2 separate regions of the Homo sapiens genome follow, and region 2 is linked to region 1. A link is an interaction called in ENCODE POLR2A ChIA-PET data of the cell type or tissue named here. Cell type or tissue: IMR-90. All regions are shown on one strand. Each heading gives the region's core, and the rest is flanking DNA. Links, peaks and the distances in the headings are about the cores only. Region 1 overlaps LOC105374235 (a long non-coding RNA gene). Region 2 overlaps TBL1XR1 (TBL1X/Y related 1).

What was found. Peaks named below come from ENCODE experiments on the same cell type or tissue, not always from the same donor. Only the 100,000 strongest peaks of a DNase experiment are listed, where the experiment ranks them.
Region 2: POLR2A ChIA-PET joins it to region 1 with 5 read pairs; 2 of 35 experiments call an interaction of 5 or more read pairs at or near these places.

Annotation. Positions count from the first base shown.
Region 1 is chr3:178,301,514-178,310,964 of GRCh38, forward strand. The region is part of intron 2 of LOC105374235 (a long non-coding RNA gene); the gene reads right to left. Among named protein-coding and RNA genes, the nearest start is that of LINC01014, 110 kb to the right of the region's middle. In IMR-90, for the core only: no CTCF peak of the experiment used is centred there; a DNase peak (open chromatin) is centred at 3,438.
Region 2 is chr3:177,153,951-177,163,401 of GRCh38, forward strand. All of the region lies in intron 1 of TBL1XR1 (TBL1X/Y related 1), which reads right to left. Among named protein-coding and RNA genes, the nearest start is that of TBL1XR1, 39 kb to the right of the region's middle. In IMR-90, for the core only: no CTCF peak of the experiment used is centred there; no DNase peak of the experiment used is centred there.

The sequences.
Region 1 (9,451 bases), core at 2,430-4,929:
ATGCGCAGTAGCTCATGCCTGTAATCCCAGCATTTTGGGAGGCCAAGGCAGGCAGATCACCTGAGGTCAGGAGTTCAAGACCAGCCTTGTCAACAAGGTGAAACCGCATCTCTACTAAAAATATAAAAATTAGCTGGGCGTGGTGGCACATGCCTGTAGTTCCAGCTACTCAGGAGGCAGAGGCAGGAGAATCACTTGAAGCTGGGAGGTGGAGGTTGCAGTGAGCCAAGATCACACCACTGCACTCCAGCCTGGGCGACAGAGCGATACTCCATCTCAACAACAACAAAAAGTATGTATGGCTCGCTAAATTCTGGTAACAAGATAATGCCTGACAAAAATCAATACATTAGTAGATGATGTTCATTAAAAGTTTTCTCTCCATGACATCACTCACTTTAATGAACTGATGTCTACTATTATCAGCTAACATTTCTTCAAAGTAGTTACAAAAGAAATTACCCTTGGAAACCAAAGATTAAAGATAAACAGAACTTTATTTACCTAGTAATTTTGACGTGAAAACAGTTCTTACAGAGGGCTTAACAGCTGCTGTCAAAAATAAACTTTCCAAAAGAATTCTAATCTTCTTTTTTTTTTTTGAAATGGAGTCTCGCTCTGTCACCCAGGCTGGAGTGCGGTGGCGCAGTTTTGGCTCAGTGTAACCTCCACCTCCTGGGTTCAAGCAATTCTCCTCCCTCAGCCTCCTGAGTAGCTGGGATTACAGGTGCGTGCCACCACGCCCGGCTAATTGTTTATTCATGCACTACCATATGGCCATATACCTACAGCACACAGCCCTTCTTCTCACATTCCTATCAAATCCTGCTATAAGGTTTTATTTTATTTTATTTTATTTTATTTTTTTGAAATGAGGTTTCCCTCTATCGGCTAGAGTGCAGTGATGTGAGTAGCTGGGGCTATAGGTATGTGCCATAACACCAGGCTAATTAAAAAAAAATATGTATATACACACATACATACACACACACACACACACACACACATTCACACACACACACACACACACACACACAGTGTAGACATGAGACCCAGGCTGGTCTTAAACTCCTGTACTCAAGCGATCCTCCCACCTTGGTCTCCAAAAGTGTTGGGAGTACAGGTGTAAGCCACCGTGCCCAGCTCTAAGATTCTTGATTTGTACTGAAACCATTCTGTAGGGGGCATCCTCCCAGGGTATTTGCATTCTCAAGAGGAAGAAAAGATACTTGGATATATCAGTTTAGTTTTAAATGCTAACAAAAATGATAAGCAAAAGCATCCAGGATTGTCCATGGATGAGGAACATTTCCAGGGTTCCTGAAGTCATATGCACTACCTGGCCTCTTGTGCCTTGGCATTCAGTTGAATTAGCACCTCAGCCATCACTGTGTCATACTCCATAGGAACAATATTATAATTAAAGACATAATCTTTTAGTGATAGATTATTATGATAATAATAAGCTACATTGCTCATGTGTTTGGTTTATTGGTAGATGCCTTTGTCTAACCAGCAAGTGGATACATGAGAACAGGACATGTGGTATATGTAAAGATGATTCCTGACCCAGAGGACACACAAATAACAAGAGCTTCTGCTGTGGGATGAACACAGTGCAGACTCCATACCTGGCATTTTTTTCTCAAAACAACACAAAACCCCAAGGGTTTAATTAGTTTACCTAAGAAACCACAGCTAGTTTTTAAAGGCATTTAAAGAGACCTCTACCTCTAATACCTATGGGAACCAACGCTCCTTGATGTCTTTCTCAAACTAAATCTCCTATGCTTGATACATACTAAGCTATAGTCATCCTGGTGACTTAAAAAGCATGATTAGTATAACCTGGATATATTTAGTAAGTTACATAATATTATGCAACTCTATTTGTGCCTGAAAAAACAATGAAAATGTTTCCTCTGCTGACATCAAATACTTCACTTGTTCCATTTCACTTTGGTAGTGCTTTCAAAGCCTCTTGAAATTTGGGTCACTCGCTTGAAAAATTATTTGATTATGGGATATACAGTTAATTGGTTTTTGCATTTGAATTTATTGCATAAACGTTCAAATATTTTTTAAAAAGGATTGTATGTAGTAAAAAACTGTTGCCATGGGAGCTATCTCAATCTTTAATATGAACAATAGTATTGTATTTCTAAGGAGGTTTTCCTTCCTTCAAAACCTTTGGATCTGCAAGCCTGTGACGAATTCTGCTTCTTAGAATGGCTCTCAGCCAGGTAAACCTGTATCACGTGTTCTGTGGCACAAGCCTCTTTATAGATTCATTGATTGCAATCATTAGTAGTCTGCTGAAAACTGGAATGAAATAGCTATGAAATAACAGATGCTTGTTTATCTTTCCTCAAGCAGACAACATCGCAGCTACAACTCTCTTTGAAATAACTATGGCATCATGCTCTAATCACAGTTTATGCAAACACCATACAGTTGTAGAGTGCTCCTCAAGACATTTTTATACAAATTAATTTATTCAATTTTTGAGAATAACACATGGGTTTTTAAACATAGAAAGAATTATAATATTCATTTTGCAGATGAAGAAACTGTGGTCTCTGGATGCAGAACAACTTGCTTATGACCACAAAACTAGTAAATGGCAAAATTTTGCTTTCGTATAATAGGCTGTGGACATAGGCATAGGACGGTCACAGTTTTAAGTATTCACAGGCCCTCAACAAGGAACATGATTTGTACAAATTTATACAATTTTTGGTCACAACTATGAAAAATACTGTGTCTACTAAGACTGATGCTCAGATGTAAGTTGGTTACTAGTGAGTGGACCTAGCTACTGCCCAGAAGCTGCATATCAACTTAATTTTATTTTTATTACTTACCACTATTTTCATAAATCACATGCATATTGTGAGTTATTCATTTGTTCATCCAAAAGAAATACCTAATAATCAATTCTGTGAGGAGTGCTAAAATGGTGCTGACTTGATCCATGAATTCAAGAAGCCTGCAGCTATGGAACAGCTATTAAGCAAGAAATTAGTAACAAGCTATGACGATAATTCTAAGATTAGATGATTTTTATAAAACTTTGATATCTAAACTAAGCATTGGCCAGAAATTTCTCCATGGAAAAGGTGAGATATGAAGAATAAATAGGAATTCCACAGTTTAAAGAGAGGACAAAATAAAGAATATTTATTTTATTTTTTGTTTTACTTTACTGCCTTTTGTGCAAGAAAATATATTTAATAATAATAATGTTTACAAATTTAGGGATTTGCCACAGTCTCAGGGTGTACCATGGTGACTGTCAAGGGTGTATTCTATCCTGAGTTTTCCTTTACCTACTTAACTGTGTTGGTTAGAACATGATGCACTTAGAAAGTCATGAATTTGATTGCATTCCTAAATGATGATGTTTTTCCTTGTCCCAAGCATGCAATCTGTGGTCATAACTCTGTCATAAGAAAGAGTGCCTAAGAGAATGTGGATGGAGTAGTGAAATTTAATTACTAGTGTTCGAAAAAAAAATTGAAGTACAGATGCTACTGACATCATACACTTTTCTGTTTACCTTAAAGACATCAGCTTATTATACAGTTTATACACATACTATAAAAACAGTCAGAGTCTTATATTTCTTTCTGTAGTGGTTGGAACAAAGAATTCATGTTAATTTGTATTGCTTCTTATAAACATTCTAATTTTTTTCAAAGTGTCACTAAGAATTTTGCAAGATTTGCACTATATGTGCTTGAATATTCAGTAGTTATAGTACTATATTTTACATAACATCTGTTGGAAATATCATTATGTAGCATTGTGTGGTTCTAATTGATAGCATATTTTAAAAAGTCAAATCTAAATTTAAAATTTCTTTTTTGCATAATGGACAACCCCAGCTCCACACCAAGATTATGTTCAGGGAAAGTAGAGTACAATTAACACAAAATACAAATAATGTGTATAAAATGAAATATATTTTAAAATATACCATGAAAGAGTGATATTATTCAGGTTATTTCATTTATGAGGTCTTATAATGGAACTTTAGAATATTAACCAATTTATAGAAAACACGGAATGTCAAAATTGATGTAACTTTATTTTTTCTTGAGACCAAGTTTTGCTCTCATTGCCCAGGCTGTAGTGCAATGGTGTCATCTTGGCTCACTACAACCTCTGCCTCCCGGCTTCAAGCGATTCACCTGCCTCAGCCTCCCAAGTAGCTGGGATTACAGGCATGCGCCACCAGGCCCAGCCAATTTGTATTTTTAGTAGAGACGGGCTTTCTCCATGTTGGTCAGGCTGGTCTTGAACTCCCGACCTCAGGTGATCTGCCCGCCTTGGCCTCCCAAAGTGCTGCGATTACAGGCGTGAGCCACCACGCCCGGCCCTGAGGTAACATTTTAAGGACAACTCTTTTATAAATGAGAAAATTCATTTAGTCAAGTGTAGTCATAATGCTAGTTAGTAGTAATGCTGGAAAAATTCAAATATCTTCACTCAAAGTCTAGTTCTCCATGGGCTTCACCATGCTACCAACTTTCTATTTCATAGAAAGTTCAAAATATTTTCAAACGTTTCACTTTCAAATGATTCTTTAACCATTTCGAATGCATATCTGTGTATAGTACGTACATAAAAACAGAATTGAACCTATAACTCAAGAAAAATCTAATCATGTCGTTCGTTGCTTTTGACCTTTGTGGATACTAGGATGATTACTAAATAGTTTAAGAATCGTTGCAAAGATATCTTCTGACACAACAGTGAAGAACAGGAAATTAACAGAACTGATAGGAAGTCAGAGATATCAACATCTTTGATTATACCTTTCTGTATAGCTAGTTATCATCTACATATCATCTATCTAGCCATCCATCTATCTAAAAAAACAACCCATTTTTCTATGTATTTATATAAGACATATGTTTATATGTATGTATGCATCTATCTGTCTACCTATCTGCTGTCTATCTACGTTGCTATCTGCAAAGAAGCTGAAATTACTGTATTGCCATGAATGAAGAGGCAGTCATAATATTCTATACTGAGTAGTTAAGTCATTTCTTTTCATGGTCATAATTAAAACCAGAGGATAAAAACTCTCCTCCTCCCTCTACCCCCTTCTCTCCCCTTCTTTTAGCCATATCACATTTCAATGAGCTATGTAACTTATTCATAACTGCTGGATAGAGGGGGTGGAGGCAACTCCAAATCAAACTAGGAAGAAGACACTGAATCTGTCCTAAATATTGACTTGTGTGTATATATATATATGTATATATATATAGTCATGTGTCATGTAACAACAAAAGTGTGCTTTGAGAAATGTATCATTAGGCAATTTTGTCATTGCACAAATATCACAAAGTGTATTTACACAAACTCAGATGGTATAGCCTATGACACACCTATGTTATATGACACAAATGCTCCTAGGCTATAAACATGTACAGTATGTTACTATGCTGAATACCATAAGTAATTTTAACATGATATTTGTTTTTCTAACCATATTTAAGCACAGAAAAGGTACACTAAAAGCACGGTATTATGATCTTACAGTATCACTGTTGTACATGTGGTATGTCATTGACCAAAACGTCATTATGTGGCACTTAATTGTAATTGTTTATAATTGTTATTAGACAAAGTTCAGCCTGAAAGTTGACATGCAAAATTAAACAACAAAGAACTCAAGATAAAATTGCAAGATTCCTGATATGTGAAGAATCAATGGACACTAGGCTGGCAACACTGTTCTTAGAAGACCATTTGGGTGGGCGGGCAGAGTGCTTCTATTGTGATAAGCATGCAGCAGAAATTCAGCCATCTGGATGAGGAAGGGCAGTGCTCACATTTGGGACAGAGGCCTTTATGTACATCTAGTAGAATGAACATCTGGAAGGTATAGAACAAGGCCTCAGATAATGAGCTAGGAGACAAAAACTCCAGTTACTAGAACTGCAGTACAAGAATAAGAATGAAAGGGGAGGTGAATTGAGATTTAAACCAACAGGAGTGTTCCTGGCAATAGAACTGCCTAAGCCCCAGGGCCCAAAGCAAAATATAAACTCAGATACAAGGGACTTAACTTGCTGTAGTCTTACAACTTTGAGTCTAAATCATACCACCAAATGATGCTGCCTCATCCTAAATCCATCTCCATTTTCTATCAAGTAAGTAATGTGGATGCATGTCTGTATGTATATTCTCACTTGGGATTGTCTTTCATTTAATCTTGATTTCTGTAAGTTTTTCTTTAGATTTTTATGGATTCCCTTTCTGTTTCATATCAGATTACAGTCATTATCTAAAAACACCAATGTGAAAATTCATTGAAAATTTATCCTGTAATTTACTTTGTGATTGGGTTTTTTTTTTTTTACCTCTACTAGTTATTTGGCAAATTAAATATGGTAACTGTGCTGATATATAAAATGGCTGAATTCAAGATGAATGTTGTATAATGTCCACTGACCACAATCTCGACAAATACCTCAATGACATGTGCCTTTGAGTAGATACTTAATTGTAGTATTCTTTTCTTAACATTGGAGACAGAAACAAAAACACAGGAAATAGGAAAACAAGTTTCTGAGTCATATCTTAATATGACTACAATATATTTTAAATTTGTATGCTAGGTCAAGAATACTAAATTGAAGAAGCAATTCCTATAGCAATTGGTCAGATAAAGTCATAATAAGACATTTCTCCAAAGGATTCAAAGCATTTTTTACACTGAATGTAACTAACCCCTTTTGAGGTATGTAGAAAGTGATTATAAACATTTTCATTATGTAAATAAAAAGAAGAAACACACAAAGTGTTCATATAGTAAGAATTCTAAATTTAGATGAATGCATGAGTCTAAATCAACCAAAAATGTAGTATTCATATTACCTTTTTTTTTTTTTTTTTTAATAGATGGAATCTCACTCTGTCACCCAGGCTGGAGTGCAGTGGTGCAATCTCGGCTCACTGCAACCTCTGCCTCCCGGGTTCAAGTGATTTTCCTGCCTCAGCCTCCCGAGTAGCTGGGATTGCAGGCACCTGCCACCACACTCAGCTCTTTTTTTTTTTTTTTTTTTGTATTTTTAGTAGAGGTGGGGTTTCACTATGTTGGCCAGGCTAGTTTTGAATTCCTGACCTCAAGTGATCCACCCCCCTTGGTCTCCCAAAGTGCTAGGATTACTGGCGTGAGCCATCGTGCCCGGCCTCATATTACATTTTGAATATTTTATATAAGCAACAGAAAAAAAATGTTGCCTAGATTAAACCAAAAGATATCATGCCTAGGGAGGAGAAGGAGGAAACATAGAAGGGCAGCTGATGAATCAGACTCAAAAGACAGTTTTGAGGATCCAACAAGTAGGAGCTAACTGTCAGCTTCATCTGTTTACCATCACATGACTTATTCTTTTTTTTTTTTTCGAAGTGTCAAGAGAAAATTGGATTGCTTTTGATACAGGCAAGTTCTTGACTTCATCCTGGAAGGAATTCAAGAACTGGCTGGTGGTAAAAGAAAACAGCTTTATTGAGGCAATGGCAGGGTTAGAGCACTGTGACTGCTCCTGCTTAAGGAGCAGGCTTTTCAGGATTAGCTAGAAAATGGGCGGTAACTTTTGGGCATTGCAATGGCAATGGTAAACTATCATGGTGCTGGTAGACATGTCTTATGGAGCCATGCTTTCAGGGTCTCTTCCCAGTTCTGGGGAGTCTATAGTCTGGTCCGGAGTCTAGTCCCACCTACTGAGTCTAGTCTCACTTTAGTTTGGATCAAGTGTTTGCCATTTGGCTAGAAAAAGTTTATAAGTAGTTCTGTCAATCTAGTATGTATTCTGAGTAAAATATATATAAACATATATATATAATTTTTTAACCAAAAGACAAGAAAAAAATAACAAAATATTAAGGTAATTAATATGATAGTAATTATTTTTTCTTATGTTTTTCTGTTTTCCAAGTTTTATACATTAAGAATTGTTTTGTGTTCAGAAAAGTAACATTTACTTAAAAAAATGGTTCATGAAACACAGCAAAGATAATTTACTTGAAGAAGAATTGAGTTTTTTATCTTATTTTCCTTAAACTCACCTATTGATCATATCCCAAGGATGTGGAGACCAGTGCTATGAATATTCTTCTGTCTAAAAATTGGTACTACATAAAATGCCTCACCTACACGTTTTTCTTTCTTTTCATATGTTCCCACGCTGCTCTTTTTCCTTTCGTTTTTAATGTACAGTTGAAAATGGGATGTTTTATTTTGCAACCAGTATGTTAACCTTTCCTTTAACATTTTCCCTACTAAGTTTAGATACATTAAGGCACAGCTTTTTTTCATCTTTCAAGTGTATATTTTGTTAATATCAATTGATTACTAAAATATTTTGTTGAAAATAATTTTATTTTTAATCAACTGTGGGTAGCCTTTAAAATAGTAACAGAATAATTTCCATTTTAACTTTCGAATTGATAATTTATGCTACATTTGCTTTTTCCATTAAACACAGAACAGAGCAGTCAACTCAAAAACAAATTCCAAAGGAATTTGACAGGATATAAAAACGATTTTTGAAGTTTATTGGAAAGGAATCTCTTAAGCTAGGATCACAGCCTTAGGTGATTGTGAGGAAGATGACTAGCCCAGAAGGAGCCCAGCCAGGGAAGTAATGAAAGGGTTGTTTTTCTATCTTTTGAAAGACTGTAGTGGAAGAATGAAAAATATTTACCAGAGACAAATAATTGGGATAGATCTACCTGGAACATATTGAGAATCTACTTTTAATCTTTCAGGCCTATGGAATTTGCTCAAATTTGTGGAGTAGTAATGGCTATCACTTAAAACATTTTTGAAATTGTATTATAGTTCTTATGCATTCATAATCATAATTATAAATGATGATTTTTAAACATGAAGTTTTTTCATATTAGGCAAGTATTATGTTGGTATGGTAGAAATACCACAGGTCAGAAGTACAAAAATTTTATATTTTCCTTCTGCCATATTCTGGCTTGATGACCTTGGATTTTTTACTTAATGTAAGTACAATTTGCTCTACTGAAGAAAAAGATTTAGGACCAGCTGCTGCCATTCACAGCTGATAGGGTCATTATGTTGATTATCATTATGTGAATTCAATGAAATATATTTTTGAAATGCTTGAAAAAACTATAAATTTTCATAGAAATATAAGGTGGAAATACTGTTGTTATTATTATCATTGTAAGCATAAAATGAGAGACTTGAGTTTCTAAATCACTTTTGATTTCTAAACTATTGATATGTATCATTATTAACTAGCATTTCAAAACAGAAGTAATGTAAGCATCGATAATAGTTTCTTGATCAATGAAAAAGAATATTATGTAAATCCCATGAGTTTTGATGTATATACATTATTTTGAAAAATTGATTTAAAAGCTTTCTTTGAAAATGGATGACATTTACAGC
Region 2 (9,451 bases), core at 3,550-6,049, 1.1 Mb before region 1:
CAATAGTAGAAATAATATAGAGTGCTAATAATTACTAAATCAAGGCGCCAAGAAAAAAAAAGAACAGATAAGACAAAAAACAAATATGGTATAAATTCAACCACATTAATAATTATGTTAAATGCAAATTATCTAAATCCCATTATCAGCCTGAATTTAAAAACAAACAAAAATCCAACTATATCCTGTTTAAAAGAATCCCATGTTAACTATGAAAACAGATGATAAATAAAAAATGGAAAATATATCTCATGACAAAATTAAGCATAAGGAAGCTCTAAGTATAATCTGATTATTAATACATTAATATCAAACAAGGTACTCTAGAGCAAGGACTAAGAGGAACATTTCTTAATGATAAAGTGGTTAATCCATCAAGATAACATAAAAATTCTAAATGTGTGTACCTAACACCTTAATTTGGAAATCTGTAATCTAGAAATTGACAAACTTTTTTTTTTTTAAGAAGGAGTTTTGCTCTTGTTGCCCAGACTGGAGTACAATGGTACAATCTCAGCTCACTGCAACTTGTACCTCCCAGGTTCAAGAGATTCTCCAGCCTCAGCTTCCCGAGTAGCTGGGATTACAGACGCCCACCACCATGCCCAGCTAATTTTTGTTTTTTTAGTAGAAACGGGGTTTCGCCATGTTGGCCAGGCTGGTCTCAAACTACTAACTTCATGATCTGCCCGCCTCAGCCTCCCGGAGTGCTAAGATTACAGGCATGAGCCACCGCGCCCGGCCGACAGAACTTTTTAAAAAGAAATCATATTTAGAGTTGGAGATTAACACCCTTCTCTCTGTAAATAATAAAACTAAAAATTAATAACACAGAAGATCTAAACACTTGACAAACTGGACTCGTATTTACAGAAAACATCCGATAAAAATAATACAAAATACTGAAGTGCAAATAAAACATTAACAAAAGAGATCACACACAGAGAACAAAACAGATGCAAATCTAAAAGATTTAAATCACAGAGTATTTTCTCTGGCTACAAAGAAAAGTCCCATACAAAGTTACCAAATATTTGAAATCAGATAAACATATTCCTAAAGTAAACAAAGGCTCAAAGAAGAAATCACAATGAAAATTAAAAATCATTCTGAAGTATATGAAAAGAGAAGAGCGTACCAAAAATAGTAAAATGCAGCTAAAGCAACACCTTAAGGGCACTATTTCACAAACAAAACGAATTTGAGATCACTGATCTAAGTTTAAGAAGCTAGAAAAAGGGCAAATTAAACAAAGAAAGCGCTAATATCAATGCAACAGAAAACAGACACACAACACTGAAAAAGCAGTGAAACTAAACTGTCTTTTGAACAAATCAATAAAACTGATACCTCTCACTAAACTGATCAAGATTTGTATTGTGAATTATGAAAAATAAAAAAACATAGCCACAGACTCCACATTAATTGAAAGAATATTAAGCTAATAATTTCTTTAAGAAATAAAACTCCTTTGAAAGACATGAGTTACCAAAAATGACTCAAGATTTTTTTGATCTATGTTGTTCTGTATCTATGAAAGAAATTTAATTTGGGAAACAAAAGGTGTATGAATTTAAAAGAATAAATAAATAGTCATTGTCTATAAATAATGTGAATACATAAGGAAAGCTGATCTTAAAGGATACTAAGGACTTTCAAAAGGAGAAAGATAGTTTTTTTCTTTTTTCCAAGAAATGGTACGAAAACAACTGAATAGTCACATAGAAAAAAAAATGAACTTCAACTTTTACCTCATACCATACACAAAAATTATATCAGTTTTGGTCGGCTGCAGTGGCTCATGCCTGTAATCCGTGCACTCCGGGAAGAGGGCGGATCCCCTGAGGTCAGGAGTTCGAGACCAGCCTGACCAACATGGAGAAACCCCATCTCTACTAAAATTACAGAATTAGCCAGGCGTGGTGGCACATGCCTGTAATCCCAGCTACTCGGGAGGCTGAGGCACAGGAATCACTTGAACCCGAGAGGTGAAGGTTGTGGTGAGCCGAGACTGCACCATTGCACTCCAGCCTGGGCAACAAGAGTGAAACTCCATCTCAAAATAAAAAAAGTAAACCATTTTTTAATCTAAAAGCTAACACTCTAAAACTTCTAAATAGAAATACAGGATAAACTTTCTTAGAACAAAAAAAAACAGAAACCATTAAAAAAAAAAAACCTAGAATTCATGAAAACGTGAAACTTCTACTCTACCAAAAAAAAAAAAAAAAAAAAAGGCACGAAAGGAATGAAAAATCAAGACATATAGGCCAGGCATGGTGGCTCACGCCTGTAATCTAAGCACTTTGGGAGGCCAAGAAGGGCGGATCTGACATCAGGAGTTTGAGACCAGCCTGGCCAACATGGCAAAACCCCCGTCTCTACTGAAAACACAAAAATTATCCAGGTGTGGTGGCGGGCGCCTGTAATCCCAGCTACTCGGGAGGCTGAGGCAGGAGAATCCCTTGAACCCAGGAGGCAGAGGTTGCAGTGAGCCAAGAACACGCCATTGCAGCCTAGGGACAGAGTGAGACTCCATCTCAAAAAAAAAAAATTATATATATACATACACACACACACACACACACACACACACACTTATATATATATACACACACATACATTTATATATATATATATAAAATTCTGACAAAACACTTGTGTCTGGAATATAAAAAAGAATGCCACAACAATTACATGAGGACATATGACCCAAATTTTCAAAGGAGCAAAATATTTGAACAGTTCACAAAAAGATGTATGAATGTCCTCAGAAGTAAAAACTAAAACACAAGGAGATACTAGTTTCTATATACTACTATACACTAGAATATAGCTCAAAGCTGGAAGCAACACAAATATCCATCAACTGGGAATGGACAAAAAATTGTGCTACATCCGCACAACAAAATGACAATTCAAGGAGGGACAAGTCAAGCACAAAATACACAGTGTATGTATCACTTTCTACTCTTGCTAGATGATGAATTACCACAAACGTAGTAGCTTAAAACAACACAAATTTGTTAATTTGTAGTTCTGTAAGTTACAAGTCTGACACAGGTCTCACTGGGCTAAAATGAAGGTGTAAACAGGTGTAATCATTCCTCTCTGGGCCAGGCACAGTGTCTCACACCTGTAATCCCACTTTGGGAGGCTGAGGTAAGAGGACTGCTTGAGCCCATGAGGTCAAAGCTGGAGTGAGCTGTGATTGTGTCACTGTACTCCAGCCTAAGTAGCAGAATGAGACTCTATCTCAAAAAACAAAAAGAAAAAAAAATTTCCTCTCCGGAGGCTCCTAAAGCAGATTAGTTTCTTTTGACTTTTCTAGACTCTGGAGGCACCAGCATTCCCTTGGCTCAGGGCCTCGTCCTCCATCTTCCAAGCCAAGAAATGTGTGCATCTGACCATTCTTCAGCAGTCATTAGTCCTATCACCCTCTCACTACAGATTTTAAGGATCTGTATGATGAGATTAGACTTGCTGGCATGATTTAGTATATAATACTATAAAATTCTGAATTTAACATAAAGAAATAGCACATTTGTACTCAATTCAGAACACTCTGGGTTATAAGTGACCTTGCTGGTTTAAATGAGGATTACCTTGGCATCACTCTCTGCATCAAGGCTCTTAATCACATGTGTAAAATGCCTTTGCCATGGAAGGTTAAATACCCACAGGTTCTGGGAATTAGAGTATGGATGTCTTAGAGGGATCTTTATTCTCCCTACCACAAAATGGAATGGAATTCCATTCATATGAAATTTCTCAAGAAGCAAAACTAACCTGCAGTGTTAGAAAGCAAATTAGCCGTTTCCTGGGATGGGCGTGCCAAAGGGGACTAACTGCAATTGGGAACAAGGGAACTTTTCCAGTTTTATACGTGATCTTCGTCTTAAATTGTGGTAGTTGCACAGGTATATACATTTGTATATTATTCAAATACACCTCAAATGAATGCATTTTATCATATGTAAAGTACAGCTCAATGAAGTTTGTTTGAAGATCATAAATACTATCCTCGTTAAGTGTTTTATTTTAGTTGTTTCCCCCCACCCCCAAGGCTAATAGGTTTGCTCATAGGTAGGTTGGAAAACTGTGAGGCTATCTCATATATCTTAAGGTCCCACCACGGTAGTTTTCAATAAAACAATCTACATGAAGAACTGGATAGTTTTTATAACATTATTTCTAAAAAATAAAAAGTAAAACAAAAACAAAAACAAAAAAAACCCTGCTGCAAATTCCACTGTAAATATAGGATTTGTTTCTTTTCTTTTTTTTTTTTTTTTTTAAGACAGTCTTGCTCAGTCGCCCAGGCTGGAGTGCAGTGGCACAATCTTGGCTCACTGCAACCTCTACCCTCCTGGGTTCAAGCCATTCTCCTGCCTCAGCCTCCCCAGTAGCTGGGATTACAGGTGCGAACCACTATGCCCAGCTAATTTTTGTATTTTTAGTAGACACGGAGTTTCACCATGTTGGCCAGGCTGGTCTCGAACTCCTGACCTCATGATCCGCCCGCCTCGGCCTCCCAATGTGCTGGGATTACCGGCGTGAACCACCACGTCCGGCCAATATAGGAATTTAAAACAAGACTACAACTGACAGAAGAGCCATTCATCCCTATGGTATACTCCTAAATTTCATATTATATATTAGACCCTGAAAATCCTGTTGCTATGGTGTTGCTCCCAGGAGACATTTCAGCAGCAGTAACCAGGAAGAGCTAAGAAGCTGACAGACCTGCATATAGATATGATTAGAAAATCATCTGTGGCGCTTTAGGGATTCTGTTTGAGCACCTCTAGATTAAAGAAAATTGGACACTACTAACAGCCCTAAGGCTATATAAACCCAAGAAATTAACCTAACCTCCCCAGCCCCTCAAGTAATATTAAAGAGATATCATTCTTCTATAAACAATATAAATCAAGAAGAGAAACATCCATCCTGCGGGCCACATTAAACTACTAAGGCCACTAAATGGACGTATTTTCCCACCTCCAAAACTAAGCTATAATAAATACAATATGGTCTCTAAAATTATTAGCATTCAAAGAGCCTCAATGTAGAGATACCCTATTAAAAGTTTTAATTCTCCTAAAATGTAAAAAGAACAAGAAGAATTTTTTATTTTTAATTCCTGCAGTGGTAAAGACAGTTTTTACTTATGTGGAACTCAGCTGGATTTTCTCAATGGGTAAAAAAAAAAAGAGAGAAATCAGTTTCTACCATAGGTTTAAAAAGCTGAGGCTGATTCTCCTGCTGCTGAGGAAAGTAAATAGCTCACTTCCAATACTGAAAGAAGTAGCTACTTGAAATTATATCAATTCTCTAATGCTAAAAAGATTACCTTAAAAATGGTAAGGAAATTACCACTTATACCACAACTGGAGTATACATTTTATAAAATAAGGGCCCTCTATTTTAAAATAAAGTACATTCAATGCTGTTGTGAGAACTGTATGATTTATTTAAAAGAAATACTATAGAAAAGTCAATATATATAATTTATACACATATAAATGACAAGCTTGATCAAAATAACTACTTGAAAAACCAAGACACAAAATTCTCATCACATTTTCAGCAGCATGAGTTTTTATATCCATTCTCTCTTCTTTCTTAAAATAAGCACCAAATTTATAGCACCCCTTTGAAGCACTAAAGATATGTCAGTGTGCAAAAATCAGGTAGGAAAAGAAAAAAGTCATCCAAGTAAATAATTATAATCAGCGTTAAGTGTTACAAAGTACCAGCTCCTACGAAAGTCCTAAATAAGTAATGTCCCTGCTGCCACCTGATGCACAGGGCTTAGTAAAGACTAATGATGGCCACTGTTTCCAAGTGAAGCGATGCTGGCCCCTGAGTTTCAAGACACTAGTTTTGCATCTTCATAAGGATGCTACGTTTTTGCAGTAAAATTTAGGATGTCTATTTGTTTAAAAATTTTTTAAGCTATATTAATAGGTCAAGGTCGTTAATACCACCACATTAATGCATTTAACCTCATAGTTTAATTTAACTTAATATAAAGTAGTGGTGAAGAGCAAGGCTAGACAGCTAGATTTGCATGTAACCCTGAGCACATTACTTAATCCAATAAAGAGTGGGGAAAATGGAGCAAGAGGGAACAAAATAATAGTACTTTCTCAAGAAGCTCAAATAACAAGTAAATTGAAGAGCTGTTGGAGGCCTTGTTTAGCTGCTTTGCAAACCATGTAAGTAGAAGTATCTGGTAGGGCGCAGTGGCTCAGTCCTGTAATCCCAGCACTTTGGGAGGACGTCATGGTAGTGCATCATGACGTCAGGAGATCTAGGCCATCCTGGCTACCACGATGAAACCCCATCTCTACTAAAAATACAAAAAATTAGCTGGGCGTGGTGACAGGCGCCTGTAGTCCCAGCTATTCAGGAGGCCAAGGCAGGAGAATGGCGCGAACCCGGGAGACTGAGCTTGCAGTGAGCCAAGATTGCGCCACTGCACTCCAGCCTGGGCGACAGAGCGAGACTCTGTCTCAAAAAAAAAAAAAAAAGTATCCAATTGGCAGCGAGAAAGAAGAATCAAATAATGTCCAGAACAATCTTCACTGAGTCCATAGTTCCCATTCTGCTTCCAATTCCAGGATATATTACTTGCACTGGGTTTGATGGGATACTTCCCAATGAATTCTTTTTCTTCAAGCTCTCGATTATTTTTTATTATTTGAAACTCAGTCCTAAATCATAAAACATGTTTATAAAGAGCTAAAACATTCTAGCCCAGGCGTGGTGGTTCACACCTGTAATCCACACACTTTGGGAGACTGAGGAGGGTGGATCACCTGAGGTCAGGAGTTCGAGACCAGCCTGGCCAACATGGTGACACCACATCGCTACTAAAAATACAAAAGTTAGCCAAGCATGGTAGTGCATACCTGAGGTCCCAGCTCCTTGGGAGGCTGAGATGCGAGGACTGCTTGAGCCCAGAGGACGGAGGTTGTAGTGAGCCGAGAACACGCCACTGCACTCGAGCCTGGGTGACAGAGTGAAACTCTGTCTCAAAAAAAAAAAAAATAAAGATCTAAAACATTCTCTAGAAATGTAAAAAAATTTATATCAAGTACTAAAACAAAGCCAGTTAATCTTAGATACACAAATGTACACAAACACACCTAGGTTTGTTGTGTTTCCGTTTTGGAAATTTGGTAAATGCTTAACAGCATAATTTTCCATTTGTTATAGTCTAATTTGTTTTCCTGTTTCTCTGACTGTTTTGCCTATCATCTTAGATAACCCCTGTGCCAGTCCTTGACTCCTTGCTTTCCCATGTGTTTCTTTTAGCTAGTTTACATGCTACCCCTTAAGTTCTCTTTTCCCCAAAACCCTGACTGAAAAAAAGACTTCTACAAGCAGTCAGCAAACAGGTTATTTCCCACACATATCTCACATTTTTATTTACATTATGAGCCAGTTAGGTTAATTACACTTTTCAGTGACTCAAATGCAAGTAAAAGATTCTGAACTCAGCACTAATAATGTCAAACCCTACATAAAAGGCACTAATTGGCCAGGCGCGGTGGCTCACGCCTGTAATCCTAGCACTTTGGGAGGCTGAAGCGGGTGGATCACCTGAGGTCAGGAGTTTGAGACCAGCCTGGCCAACTTGGTGAAACCCCATCTCTGCAAAAAAATATAAAAATTAGCCAGGCATGATGGTGGATGCCTATAATCCCAGCTACTCGGGAGGCTGATGCAGGAGGATCGCTTGAACCAGGGAGGTAGAGGTTGCAGTGAGCCAAGATCATGCCACTGAACTCCAGCTTGGGTGACAGAGTGAGACTCTGACTCAAAAAAAAAAAAAAAATCTAAGACCCATCACCCAGTTAAGAATCATATATCAACAATAAGCACATGAAAATATTCTCAACATCATTTGTCACCAAGGAAATTCAAATTATAACCACAATGAGACACCACACACTCCCACTCAAATAGCTGAAACTAAAAAAGAACTAAAAATATTAAGTGTTGACAAAAACACAGAGCAACTAGAACTTACAAACACTGCTAGTGAAAGAGCAGACTGGCACAATCACTTTGAGGAATGGTTATAGCAGTTTCTAAAGTTAAACATATATCTACATCCTATTATCAATTTCATTTCTAATACACCAAAAAGATGTTAAGTGCTTTAGAATGTTCACAGCAGTTTTATTCAGAATAGCGCAATGTTGAAAACGCCACATATCTGTCCAAAGAGTAAAATAGATAGTAGTATTACACTTATGCGTGTGTATCAATGAAAAAGAAACTACTGCTTGATACAATAAATGATGAAGCACAGATTTACATGACCAGTCTCTAGTGAACACAGGTCAATACAGTGGTTACCTTTGGTGGGCAAGATACTGACTGGAAGAATGGACAAGGGAGCCTGCCTGCCGGAAGGCATGAAATGTTCCATGTCTCAATTTTGTTGGTAGTTACAAGGGTGGATAATATGTTTTAATTTTAAAAAATCATAGGCACAACTAATTTATGGTAACAGAAATTAGAAAACTGATTGTCTAAGATGGAGAGAAGGAAAAACAAAATGGGGCCTGAGGAAATTTTCTGAGTGATGGAAATGTTCTAAATCTTGACTGGGGTGGGTTACATGGTCAGTTTTACATGAGCTGTTAAAACTCATCAAAACAGTACACTTAACATCTGTTCATTTTATTGAAAGTAAATCATACCTCAACTAAAAGAAAGTTTACTGAGTTATACATCTACAAGTGTATACTTTGCCTTATGTAAATTACAGCACAATAAAAAATGGAAGTGCCCAAAATAAAAGTCCGCTAAGAAGAAATGACTTAAATATACAAAAAGATGCTCGATCTTATTCAAAATAAAAAAGAAATCAGAAAGACACTAAAGTAATATCTTCACTAGCAGATTATCAAAGAGCAAAACATTTGGTAACACTATGTTGGCAAGAACATGGGCAGAGACACATTGAGAGCAGGAATGTAAACCGGTACAGCCTCTGTGAAGTCAGTCTGGCAGTCACTACCCTAATTATTTACAAATGCACGTATCCTTTGACCCAGCAATTCCAATTATTTATTTATCATACAGATATCCTTTTATGCATAGGGAATGATCTATGTACCAAGGTTATTCACTCAACATTGCCACAGCCACAGACTGAGGCAACCTGAATATCCATCAATGAAGGGACCGGTTAAACTATGGAGTACCAATACAGTAAAATGTCTTGCAGCCATTTAAAAGAAAAAAAAGAGGCCGGGCGTGGTGGCTCACGCTTGTAATCCCAGCACTTTGGGAGGCCAAGGCGGGCAGATCACTTGAGGTCAGGAGTTCGAGACCAGCCCTGCCAACATGAGGAAACCCCGTCTCTACTCAAAATACAAAAAAATTAGCCAGGCATGGTGGCGGGCACCTGTAATCCCAGCTACTC